Regions from separate parts of the Homo sapiens genome. Here region 1 is linked to region 2. Evidence: chromatin contacts called from ENCODE Hi-C or POLR2A ChIA-PET data. All regions are on one chromosome and are shown on one strand. The core of a region is the stretch at or near the end of the contact, and the rest is flanking DNA. Distances in the headings are between cores, read along the strand shown.

What was found. Hi-C counts contacts between places; a loop is a spot of excess contacts on that map. ChIA-PET counts read pairs that join two places held with the same protein, here RNA polymerase II (POLR2A). Pooled maps may share reads with other maps.
Region 1: a pooled map shows a loop between it and region 2 (11-fold over the local background). The contact joins two enhancer-like sites. A Hi-C loop is called at or near these places in 10 of 37 single-sample maps with no recorded cell type and 12 of 50 pooled maps. POLR2A ChIA-PET finds 5 or more read pairs at or near these places in 1 of 52 experiments (activated CD4-positive, alpha-beta T cell).

The regions. Positions count from the first base shown.
Region 1 is chr2:113,690,008-113,695,720 of GRCh38, forward strand. The region is part of intron 1 of LINC02936 (long intergenic non-protein coding RNA 2936); the gene reads right to left. Among named protein-coding and RNA genes, the nearest start is that of LINC02936, 11 kb to the right of the region's middle. RefSeq lists enhancers at 3,434-3,523, 3,964-4,093, 5,354-5,403. Within about 2 kb of position 3,709, at least 5 of the 41 ENCODE cell types and tissues checked have a DNase peak (open chromatin) inside an H3K27ac peak, as active enhancers do.
Region 2 is chr2:113,789,433-113,794,912 of GRCh38, forward strand. No RefSeq gene overlaps it. Among named protein-coding and RNA genes, the nearest start is that of SLC35F5, 36 kb to the left of the region's middle. Within about 2 kb of position 2,544, at least 2 of the 41 ENCODE cell types and tissues checked have a DNase peak (open chromatin) inside an H3K27ac peak, as active enhancers do.

The DNA.
Region 1 (5,713 bases), core at 2,459-4,958, 98 kb before region 2:
CCTGTATCTATGTGATATTTGATGGTGAAAGACTGAGATCAGAAACAAGACAAGCATGTCCATTCTTAACACTTCTATTGAAAATTTTACTGAAAGTTATAGCCAGGGATAGACCAGAAAAAAATAATAAAAGGCATCCAGACTGGGAAAAAAAGAAATAAAACTGTCCTTAATCACAGAAGATGTGTGTAGAAAATCTGATGGAATCTATTTTAAAAAACTTGCTAGAACTAATGAGTAAGTTTAGGAAGGTTGCAGGATATAAAACCAATATAAAAAATCAATTGTATTTGATATGCTAGCAATGAACAATCTAAAATGATATTAAGGAAAAAAATTGCACTCACAATACAATAAAAAATAATAAAACACTTGGGAAAATATCAACAAAAGAAGTGTAAGACTCATACACTGAGAATTTCGAAACAATGTTTTGTGAATATCTAAATAAATGGAGAAATATGTTATGTTCCTGGGTCAGAAAACTCAGTATTGTTCAGATGGCAATTCTACCCAAATTTACCTACAAATTCAAATGCAATCCCTACCAAAACTCCAGTTAGGATTTTGTAGAAATTAGCAAGTTGATTCCAAAATATATATTAAGATGCAAAGGATGTAGACTAGCCAATGTAAGTTTGAAAAAAAACCCACAATTCATATTACTTCACTTCAAAATTTACTGTAAAACTAGAGTAATCAACTCAGGGCGGTATTGGCATACAGACAGACATGTTGGTCAATGGAACAGAATAGAGAGTACAAAAATAAACCTTTACATTTATGGACAATTGATTTTTGACAGTGGTGCAAAGGCAATCCCCGTAGAAAAGACAGCTTTTTTTCAACAGATAATGTTTATTGATATGGTTTGGCTGTGTCCCCACACAGATTTCATCTTGAATTATAGTTTTCATAATCCCCATGTGTCATGGGAGGGACCCGGTGGGAGGTAATTGAATCATGGGGGCAGTTACCCTCATGCTGTTCTCATGATAGTGAGTGAGTTCTCATGAGATCTGGTGGTTTTATAAGGGCCTTTCCCCTTTTTGCTTGACACTTCTCCTTGCTGCCACCACGTGAAGAAGGATGTGTTTGCTTCCCTTTCTACCAGATTGTAAGTTTCCTGAGGCCTCCCCAGCCATGCTGAACTGAGTCAATTAAACCTCTTTCCATTATAAATTACCTAATCTTTGGTATGTCTTTATTAGCAGCGTAAGAATGGACTAATATAGAATTGAATTGATATACAATAAATGACTTTAGACCTTTATCTCACATCATACACAAAATTATTATTTTTTGCCTTTTTAATTTGTATTTTTATTTAATATTTTTTATTTCAATAGCTTTTGGGGTACAAGTGGTTTTTGGTTGCATGGATGAATTGTACAGTGATGAAATCTGAGATTTTAATGCAAGCGTCACCTGAGTAATATACGTTGTACCAAATATGTAGCTTTTTGTCACTTGCCCTCCCTCCTACCCTCCCCCTTCTGAGTCTCCATAGTCCATTATATCACTCTGTATGCCTTTGCATACCCATAGCTTAGCTCCCACTGGTAAGCGAGAACATGCAATATTTGGCTTTCTATTCCTGAGTTATTTCACTTAGAATTATGGCCGCCGGCTCCATCAAAGTTGCTGCAGAAAACATTATTTTATTCTTGCTTATGGCTGAGTCGTATTTATGGTATATATATACCTTATTTTCCTTATCCACTTATTGGTTGATGAGCACTTAGGTTAGTTCCTTATCTTTGCAGTTGTGAATTGTGCTGCAATGAATATATGCATGCAGGTGTCTTTTTTATAATGATTTTTTTTCCTTTGGGTAGATACTCAGAAATGGGATTGTTGGATCGAATGGTAGCTCTACTTTTAATTTTTAAAGAAATCTCCATACTGTTTTCTATAGAGGTTGTACTAATTTACATTCCCACCAGCAGATATACACAAAAATTAATTTAAATGGACCATAAGCTTCCATGTAAGAACTAAAACTATAAAACTTCTTTAAAAGATAGAAGAAAAATCTTTGTGGCCTTGAATTAGGTAAAAAAAAGATTTTTAGATTTGACATCAAAAATATGATTCATAAAAGAAAATATTGATAAATTATACTTCAACAAAATTTAAAACTTTTCTTCTTCAAAAGACAGCATTAAGAAAGTAAACAGATAAACTATACACTTGGAGAAAATATTTGCAAATGGTTTATTTGATCAAGGATTTATATACAGATAATGCAAAGAATTTGAACAGCTCAATAGTTAGAAGCTAATTAAAAATGTGTAAAGGATTTTAGTAGACATATCACCTAAGAAGATATATAAATGGCTAACACATGAAAAATGTTCCAAATAATTAATCATTAGGGAAATGCAACTAAAACCAGAATAACGTACATTCAGTTCATACCCACTAAAATGCCTATAATTAAGAGATTGACAATACCAAGTATTGACAAGTATGTGTTGGTAAGATTTTAAAATGACATAGTCATTTGGAAAATAGTTTGAAAGTGTGTTAAAAAGTTAAACCTGTACTTAACAAACGATCCATCAATTTCACTCCTAAGTATCTATGAAGAGAATTGAAGGTTTATGTCTACCTAAAAGCGTACATGGGGGTGTTTGAAGCCACATTATTCATAATAAGTAAAAACTGAAAATAATTCAAATATCCATTAACTGGTGCATAGATAAAGTAAACTATCCATTAACTGGTGCATAGTAGATCTGTACAATGGAATCCCTAGCAGCAGCGAACCAAGGCTTCAAAGTTCCCTAGTGGTTTCTTTGCCCTCACTGCTGCATGCCACAAAAAGACCATGCTATGAAAAGACCAACATCTCCAAGCATAGCTGTAGATGACTTTGCTTTCACTTCTGGTTACAACTGAACTTACTCATTCTTTGTCTTCTAAAGAAGCCATTCATTTCTTGAGAACTTTTCTGGTGTTTGGTTCCAGAATCTGTCTTTTAGATGACAATTTTTTTTCTTCAGAGTTAGACACAGACTCCATGGCATTTTACTATATTTATAGCGTATTTTTATTATAGTTATGAAATCAGTTTTTTTCTTTTTAATGGAGTTCTTTTTCAAGTTTGATTTTTTCTTTTTTCTTTTCTTTTTTTTTTGTGTGTGTGTTTGTTTGTTGAGACAGGGTTTCACTCTGTCACCTAGGCTGGAGTGCAGTGGCATGACCTCAGCTCACTGCAACCTCCACCTCCTGGGTTCAAGCCATTCTCCTACCTTAGCCTCCAGAGTAGCTGGGACTAGAGGTAGGCACCACTACGCCTGGCTAATTTTTGTATTTTTTTGTAGAGACAGGGTTTCACCATGTTGGTCAGGCTGGTCTTGAACCCCTGACCTCAAGTGATCCACCCACCTTGGCCTTCCAAAATGCTGGGATTACAGGCGTGAGCTACTATGCCCAGCCCCGAATTTGATTTTATTATACCAATATTATCTTCTCCCCCTCCCACAGTTCCCCAAACACTTCTCTACACACTCTGGTCTGGCACAGTTTCAAATTTGTGGAGTTGATATCTGGGGCTCCTACTGGAAGGAGGATAAAAACAGAAGGAATTTGGCACGGGGCTCCTCCATCTTCCACGCATGCGGCATTTGTTCTGAGAATGTCAGCTCCCTCACAGTGCATGTCAGAATGGCATGCCAGCATGGGCCTCTGGTCTAGCACACAGAAAGGGTGAAGAGTACACATGGTGACCATTGTCACTTTGCAGATTTCCTGCCTCCCACTCACATGTCTGAGACCAGTTTTGCTACTGTTGCACCGCTAACCACAGAAGCCAGAAAGGGAAACGACTTTCTTTCTTTTCTTCTTTTTTTTTTTTTTTTTTTGAGATGGAGTCTCACTTTGTCGCCAGGCTGGAGTGCAGTGGCACGATCTCGGCTCACCGCAACCTCCAACTCCCTGGTTCAAGCTATTCTCCTGCCTCAGCCTCCCAAGTAGCTGGGATTACAGGCATGCACCACCACACCCAGCTAATTTGTGTATTTTTAGTAGAGACAGGATTTCACCACGTTGGCCAGGCTGGTCTTGATCTCCTGACTGTGTGATCCACCCGCCTTGGCCTGTCAAAGTGATGAGATTACAGGCGTGAGCCACTGAGCCCAGCCAGGGAAAATAAGTTTTCAATAGAGAATTTTCTATTAAGGAAGAGAGTGTTCTTTCAGCAAAGACAGGCTTTAGCCACACCTGTTTTTATAAGGATTTGAGGGGAGGGAAATATGCCAAGAGACAACTTCAGAAGTTTATAAAGACAAGAGCGACCTCTCCAAAACAGCTAGGAGAGTGGGTCTTTAGTGGTGAGGTCTTCATCTCTGTCTGATCTCTCTAGGCTGAAGGAAAGATGTGAATTTGCTGTGAAGGGATATTCTCCTCAAGGACACTTACCATCTGTTTCCTGGGGATAGGAAGGTAAGTCATCAGTGTCAAGAACCTTACTGGTAAAACAATAAAACAATGTATTCATTCGGATTTGTGCTCTTTAAGTGAGAGGGGTTCTAGAACAGCCTTTCTGTCTGGACCCCTTGATGGTAAACCATCCCGTGTGAGGTCTGCTCTTTACTGTGTGGACGAGGCCAGGGCTGTTATTTGACATCCGTGGCCACAGCCCACAGTCTAACGTCGGCCAGCTCCGGTGTGATTGTACTTAGTACATCAGTAGTCATGAGAAAACTGGCTAAGAAAACACAGAGCTTCAACTGGAACAAAATATTATACGTGCAACACCCATGACCGTGTGGCTGTTTTATCCCCATTGCTCCTTTCTTTTCTGCAGAAGGTTCTTTTTAAATTTTAACGTATATTTGTCCAATTGTTTGGTAATGCATTTCCATGTTTTCAGAAATAGTGAATCAAATCTGGACTGGAACAACACTCCCTCACTTACCTCCTGCACCCAGCGCCTGCCTCGCTGTGGGAATGCCCCATCCTTGGTGTCTTAAAATTTGCAGAGCTTCTTTACTTGTACATAAGACATGTGCATATACAGAGCAAAAATTCTGCATGACCTCACTTACGTGTGGACTCTAAAAATGTCACACTCACAGAAGTGGAGAGTAGAATGATGGTTACCAGAGGCTGGAGGGAGGGGCGGGCAGGGAAAGGGGAGAGGTTGGTCAATGGGTACAAAGTTATCATCAGTTAGAAGGATTAAGTTCTGGTGCTCTATTGCACCGCGTGATGACTATAGTTAATACTAATGTATTGTGTATTTGAAAAGACCTGAAGGAGAGGATTTTCAATGTTCTCACCACAAAGAAATGGTAACTATCGGAGGTGATGGATATGCTAATTAGCCTGGTTGTATCATTCCCCAGTGCATATGTGTATCAAAGCATCACACTGTATCCCATAAATACATGCAATTATTTTTTAATTAAATTTTTTTTAAAACTTAGGCCAGGCTTGGTGGCTCATGCCTATAATCCCAGCACTTTGGGAGGCTGAGGAGGGGGGATCATTTGAGGTCAGGAGTTTGAAACCAGCCTGACCAACACAGGGAAACCCCCTCTGTACTAAAAATACAAACATCAGCCAGGTGTGGTGGCATGTGCCTGTAATCCTAGCTACTCAGGAGGCTGAGGCAGGAGGCTGAGGCGGGAGAATCACTTGAACCCAGGAGGCAGAGGTTTCAGTGAGCCGAGATCACACCACTGTACTCCAGCTTGAGCGACAG
Region 2 (5,480 bases), core at 1,294-3,793:
GCGATAGGAGAAGGTGTTAACAATGCTAAAATCCAGGATGGGTGCAGTGCCTCACACCCGTCTGTAATCCCAGCATTTTGGGAGCCTGAGGAAGGCGGATCACTTGAGGACAGTATAGGAAAACCCTGTCTCTACTGAAAATACAAAAAATTAGCCGGGCGTGGTGGTGCATGCCTGTAGTCCCAGCTACATGGGAGGCTGAGGCAGGAGAATTGCTTGAACTTGGGAGGTGGAGGTTGTAGTGAGCCAAGATCATGCCACTCCACTCCAGCCTGGGTGACAGAGCAAGACTCTGCTTCAAACAACAACAACAAAACAATACTAAAATCCAGATTACGGAAAATTCTGAGGACAAATTATATAGTTTCTTAAATAATTTGAAACAAAAAAAGGAAGAGGAAACTATTAAAAGAGACTTAGGAAATATAAAAATCAGCGGGGCGTGGTGGCTCATGCCTGTAATCCCAGCACTTTTGGGAGGCCAAGGAAAGCGGATCACTTGAGGTCAGGAATTTGAGACCAGCCTGGCCAACATGGCAAAACCCTGTCTCTACTAAAAATACAAAACATAGCAGAGCACGGTGGTGCACACCTGTAGTCTCAGCTATTTGGGAGGCTGAGGCAGAAGAATTGCTTGAAACTGGGAGATAGAGATTGCAGTGAACCAAGATTACACCACTGCACTGCAGCCTGGGCAACAAAGTGTGACTCCATCTCAAAAAAATATATATATAAAAATCAATCACCATGTATGGACCTTGTTTAGATCCCACTTAAAACAAAATATTCAAGATAATTTTGAAACAAAAACAATTATTCGTAGCTAAGCATGATGGCTCACACCTGTAATCCCAGCTCTCTAGTGAGCTGAGGCATTAAGATCTCTTGAGCCCAGGAGTTTAAGACCAGCCTGGGCAATATAGTGAGACAGTTGTCTCTACAAAATAGTAATAATAATAAAATTATTCCAAAAGATTAGTTGTGATTTGAACAATGGATATTTGATATTTTAGGGAATTATTGCTAATTATTTTAGGAGTGCTAATGGTTCTGTGGTTGTTCCATTTTATCTGTTGCAGCGTAACAGTGGCTTAAAGCAACGACCATTTTATTACATCTTACAACTTTGCGAGCCAGGAATTTTGAATAGGGTTCAGCTGGATGGTTTTTCTGCTTCATCATGGTACTCACTTGGCAGATGGGCAGATCTAAAAGGTCTAAGATGATTTGACTTACATGTCTGGTGCCTTGGAAAGGAAGACTGGAAGGCTAACCTCAACTGAGACTTTATACTAGAGCACTGACCTGTGATCTCATCAGCGTTTCAGGGTTTTCAGATTTCTTATATGGAAGCTTAGAGTTCTCAAAGGATGTATCCCAAGAGGTCCAGATGGCAGCTTCAAAGCTTCTTAAGACTTAACTTCAGAAGTGCTTAAATAATACTTCTGCCACATTCTACTGATCAAGCAAGTCTCTATGACCAGCTGAGATTGAAGATGAGGGGAATTAGACTTCCCCTCTCAAGAGGAGAAGTAAAAAACATGTAAGACCATCTATAATCTACCACCATGCTTATATTTTTAAAAGATTCTTTTATCTTTTAGAGGTGTATACTAACTAAAGTATTTATAGAAGAAAAATATGTGGTCTGAGATTTCCTTTAAAATATTTGGGGTAGTAAGGGGATGGAGTATAGATGAAAAAGGATTAGCCAAGAATTTAACATAGTTGGAGCTGGATGATAGGTATATGCGGAGTTCATTATATTATTCTACTTTTATGTATGCTTGAAATTTTTCATTAAAAGAGATTTCAGAGCTGGACACGGTGGCTCACACCTGTAATCCCAGCGCTTTGGGAAGCCAAGGTGGGCGGATCACAAGGTCAGGAGGTAGATACCATCCTGGCCAACATGGTGAAACCCCGTCTCTACTAAAGTAAAAAAAAAAAAAAAAAAAATTAGCTGGGCATGGTGGCACATGCCTGGAGTCACAGCTACTCAGGAGGCTGAGACAGGAGAATTGCTTGAACCCAGGAGGTGGAGGTTGCAGTGAGCCGAGATCATGCCACTGCACTCCCACCTGGTGACAAAGCAAAACTCCGTCTAAAACAAAAACAACAACAACAACAAAGAAATTTCAAAAAAAATAAAGAGTTTTTCCCCCAAAAGCTATGTAATGTGAAAGACAAGGCCACCAGAAACACCTCTGATGCCATGAATTTGGTATATATCTTTACTGTTATTGAACATTTAGAGAGCCTGAATAAATTACTACTATGGTAGTAAGAATTTGAGGGAGAAAGTTTCATTTCCTTAAATTACTAGTATGCAATTATATATATGGTTTGAATTTACAGATGCTTTGTATTTGATATATTGTTAGTAATTTTAGAGTTCCATAAAATGCTTTCAGTACCTAATACAACACAAGCCTCAACTGGGTGCTGGTTATGTGGCTTAAAAAGTTTACTTTTAAATAGTTGCATTGCTCACATCCTTCCAGGAAAAGAGTCAGCTATTTTTCAGTTAAAAATTAACATGCTTTAATAACCACATTTTTCCTTAAGGCATGATACCATGACTGAATTTTTTTCCACTCTGGTAGACTTGCCACTTACGGTATCTCTAATCCAGGCACAACTCAAATGAATAACTAAATGAAAACAAGAATTGCATGACATCTGAATGCGTAAAAGGCATGCAGCACTTTCAGTTTCCCTAAACTCTGGGTAACCACTTATTTTCATGTTCACTGTGTCTATTGTTGAACAATGTGCCACTCTAGATAATCTGATTCTTGCTGATCTCTCTTTATGCATAAAAATAGACAGGCCAGGCCACTAACACTTACATTACTAACTATGTGACCAAATGCCCATAACTACCACATTGGTATTGTTGTACCTTATGGAGGATTTCAAATCCACACAGTCTCTGGATTTGATGCCAACACTTTATGTTACACTGTAGTGAAAGGAAATCCTAAACAGTAGGTGGGGAGGTTCCAGCCCCGTTTAACAAACATATGGTGATTTAGAGGAAAAACTGCTTGGGGAGAAGACAAATGAAGTGACATTGGTGCCATGTTTAAGTGTAGCAACTCCCGTTCCCATCTCAACACTATGAAAGCCCTATCTGGAAGCATCTCCTTCCCACGATCCTTCCACAGGATGCTAAAGTAGGAAAACTAGAGAATGTATTAGATGAATTAGCCATGTGACCTGGAGGAAGACATTTACTCTTTCTATGCCTCAGTTTTTTTGTTGTTTTGTCTTGTGTTTTTGAGACGGAGTCTTCGTCTGTCACCCAGGCTGGAGTGCAGTGGCACAATCTCGGCTCACTGCAACCTCCGCCTACTGGCTTCAAGCGATTCTCCTGCCTCAGCCTCCCGAATAGCTGGGACTACAGGCGCATGCCACCATGCTCTGCTAATTTTTGTATTTTTAGTAGAGATGGGGTTTCACCATATTGGTCAGGCTGGTCTTGTACTCCTGACCTCAGGCGATCCACTGGCCTCGGCCTCCCAAAGTGCTGGGATTACAGGTGTGAGCCACTGTGCCCAGTCTATGCCTCAGTTTTATCATCTATATAATAAAGGCTACAATCTCTGTTTCACCTATCACACAGCACTGTTAGGACCATCAACTTGTATAATGTTCTCTGAAACAATTTTGAAAACCTTGTAGCTCTCTATAAGTTATTATTAGAATTAGTATTCAATATATATAAACATTTTTCTACTAAAAGAAATCTACAGCTATTTTACCCCTCCCAAAAAAACTTCTTCCTTTCCAGTCCCTCTGGTATTCTCCACCATTTTCCTTTAGACAATTAAATGCTATCACTTTTAAGATTAAAAGAAATAAAAAGGCCGGGCACGGTGGCTCACACCTGTAATCCCAGCACTGAGGTCTGGAGTGGATCACCTGAGGTCTGGAGTTCAAGACCAGCCTGGCCAACATGGTGAAACCCCGTCTCTACTAAAAACACAAAAATTAGCTGGGCATGGTGATGCACGCCTGTAATCCCAGCTACTTGGGAGGCTGAGGCAGGAGAATCGCTTGAACTCAGGTGGCGGAGGTTGCCGTGAGCCAAGAACATGCTATTGCACTCCAGCCTGGGTGACAGCAAAACTCCTGTCTCAAAAAAAAAAAAAAAAAATTCTGCTACTTTTGCTACCATTCAAAAAAGTCATAAGTACATTTTTTTTTTTTTTTTTTCTGAGACGGAATCTCGCTCTGTCACCCAGGCTGGAGTGCAGTGGCACAATCTCGGCTCACTGCAACTTCTGCCTCCTGGGTTCAAGCAGTTCTCCTGCCTCAGCCTCCCTATTAGCTGGGACTACAGGCGTGTGCCATCACGACCAGCTAATTTTTTGTATGTAAGTACATATTGATTAGATTCTTTAAAAAAATTTTTTAAATAGTTGTTGTGCATAGTAATATCACAGGATATATCCAGTGCTTCTACATCATCTTTCCCACAACCGGGAGCTACTATTTATTAATAATATTCACAAATATCATAAAAATGCATTTATTAATTCAACACCTTAATTTTGTGTAGGACTCTGTGCCTGTTTCTATTTATCTTCACTTGTTTTGTGTCATGTGACCAGAGCTGAAACCATTTCCAGACCAAAGACAACTAGTTATAGGTTGAGCTGGCCTTGCCCAGAAGATCAACCCAACTGGAACATTCTGTATCAGAGGTCAACTCAGAGATTCAGATACATTTTCTCTTCAGAAGATACAAATGCAAAAGAAAGAATAATTGGGCTGGGCATCGTGGCTCACACCTGTAATCCCAGCACTTTGGGAGGCCGAGGCTGGTGGATCACCTGAGGTCAGGAGTCCAAGACCAGCCTGGCCAACATGGTGAAACCCCATCTCTACTAAAAATACAAAAAATTAGCTGGGTGTGGTGGTGCGCACTTGTAATCCCAGCAACTCGGGAGGCTGAGGCAGGAGAATCGCTTGAACCCGGGGTGCAGAGGTTGCGGTGAGCTGAGATCGGGCTGTTACACTCCAGCCTGGTGACAGAATGAAAGTCCATGGAAGAAAGAAAGGAAGGAAGGAAGGAAGGAAGGAAGGAAGGAAGGAAGGAAGGAAGGAAGGAAGGAAGAAAGGAAGGAAGGAAGGGAAAGAAGGAAGGAAGGAAGGAAGGAAGGAAGGAAGGAAAGAAAGAAAGAAAAAGAAAGAAAGAAAGAAAGAAAGAAAGAAAGAAAGAAAAGAAAAGAAAGAGAAAGAAAGAAAGAGAGAGAAAGAAAGAAAGAAGGAAGGAAGGAAAGAAAGAGAGAGAGAGAAAGAAAGAAGGAAGGAAGGAAGGAAAGAAAGAAAGAGAAAGAGAGAAAGAAAGAAAGAAAGAGAAAGAAAGAAAGAAAGAGGGAGGGAGGGGAAAACAGTTGAAATGGAGGTCGAGGAGAGGAAGACATGTACAGAGAGAAAAGCTACATTGCAATTACGGTGAGGTCATGAGA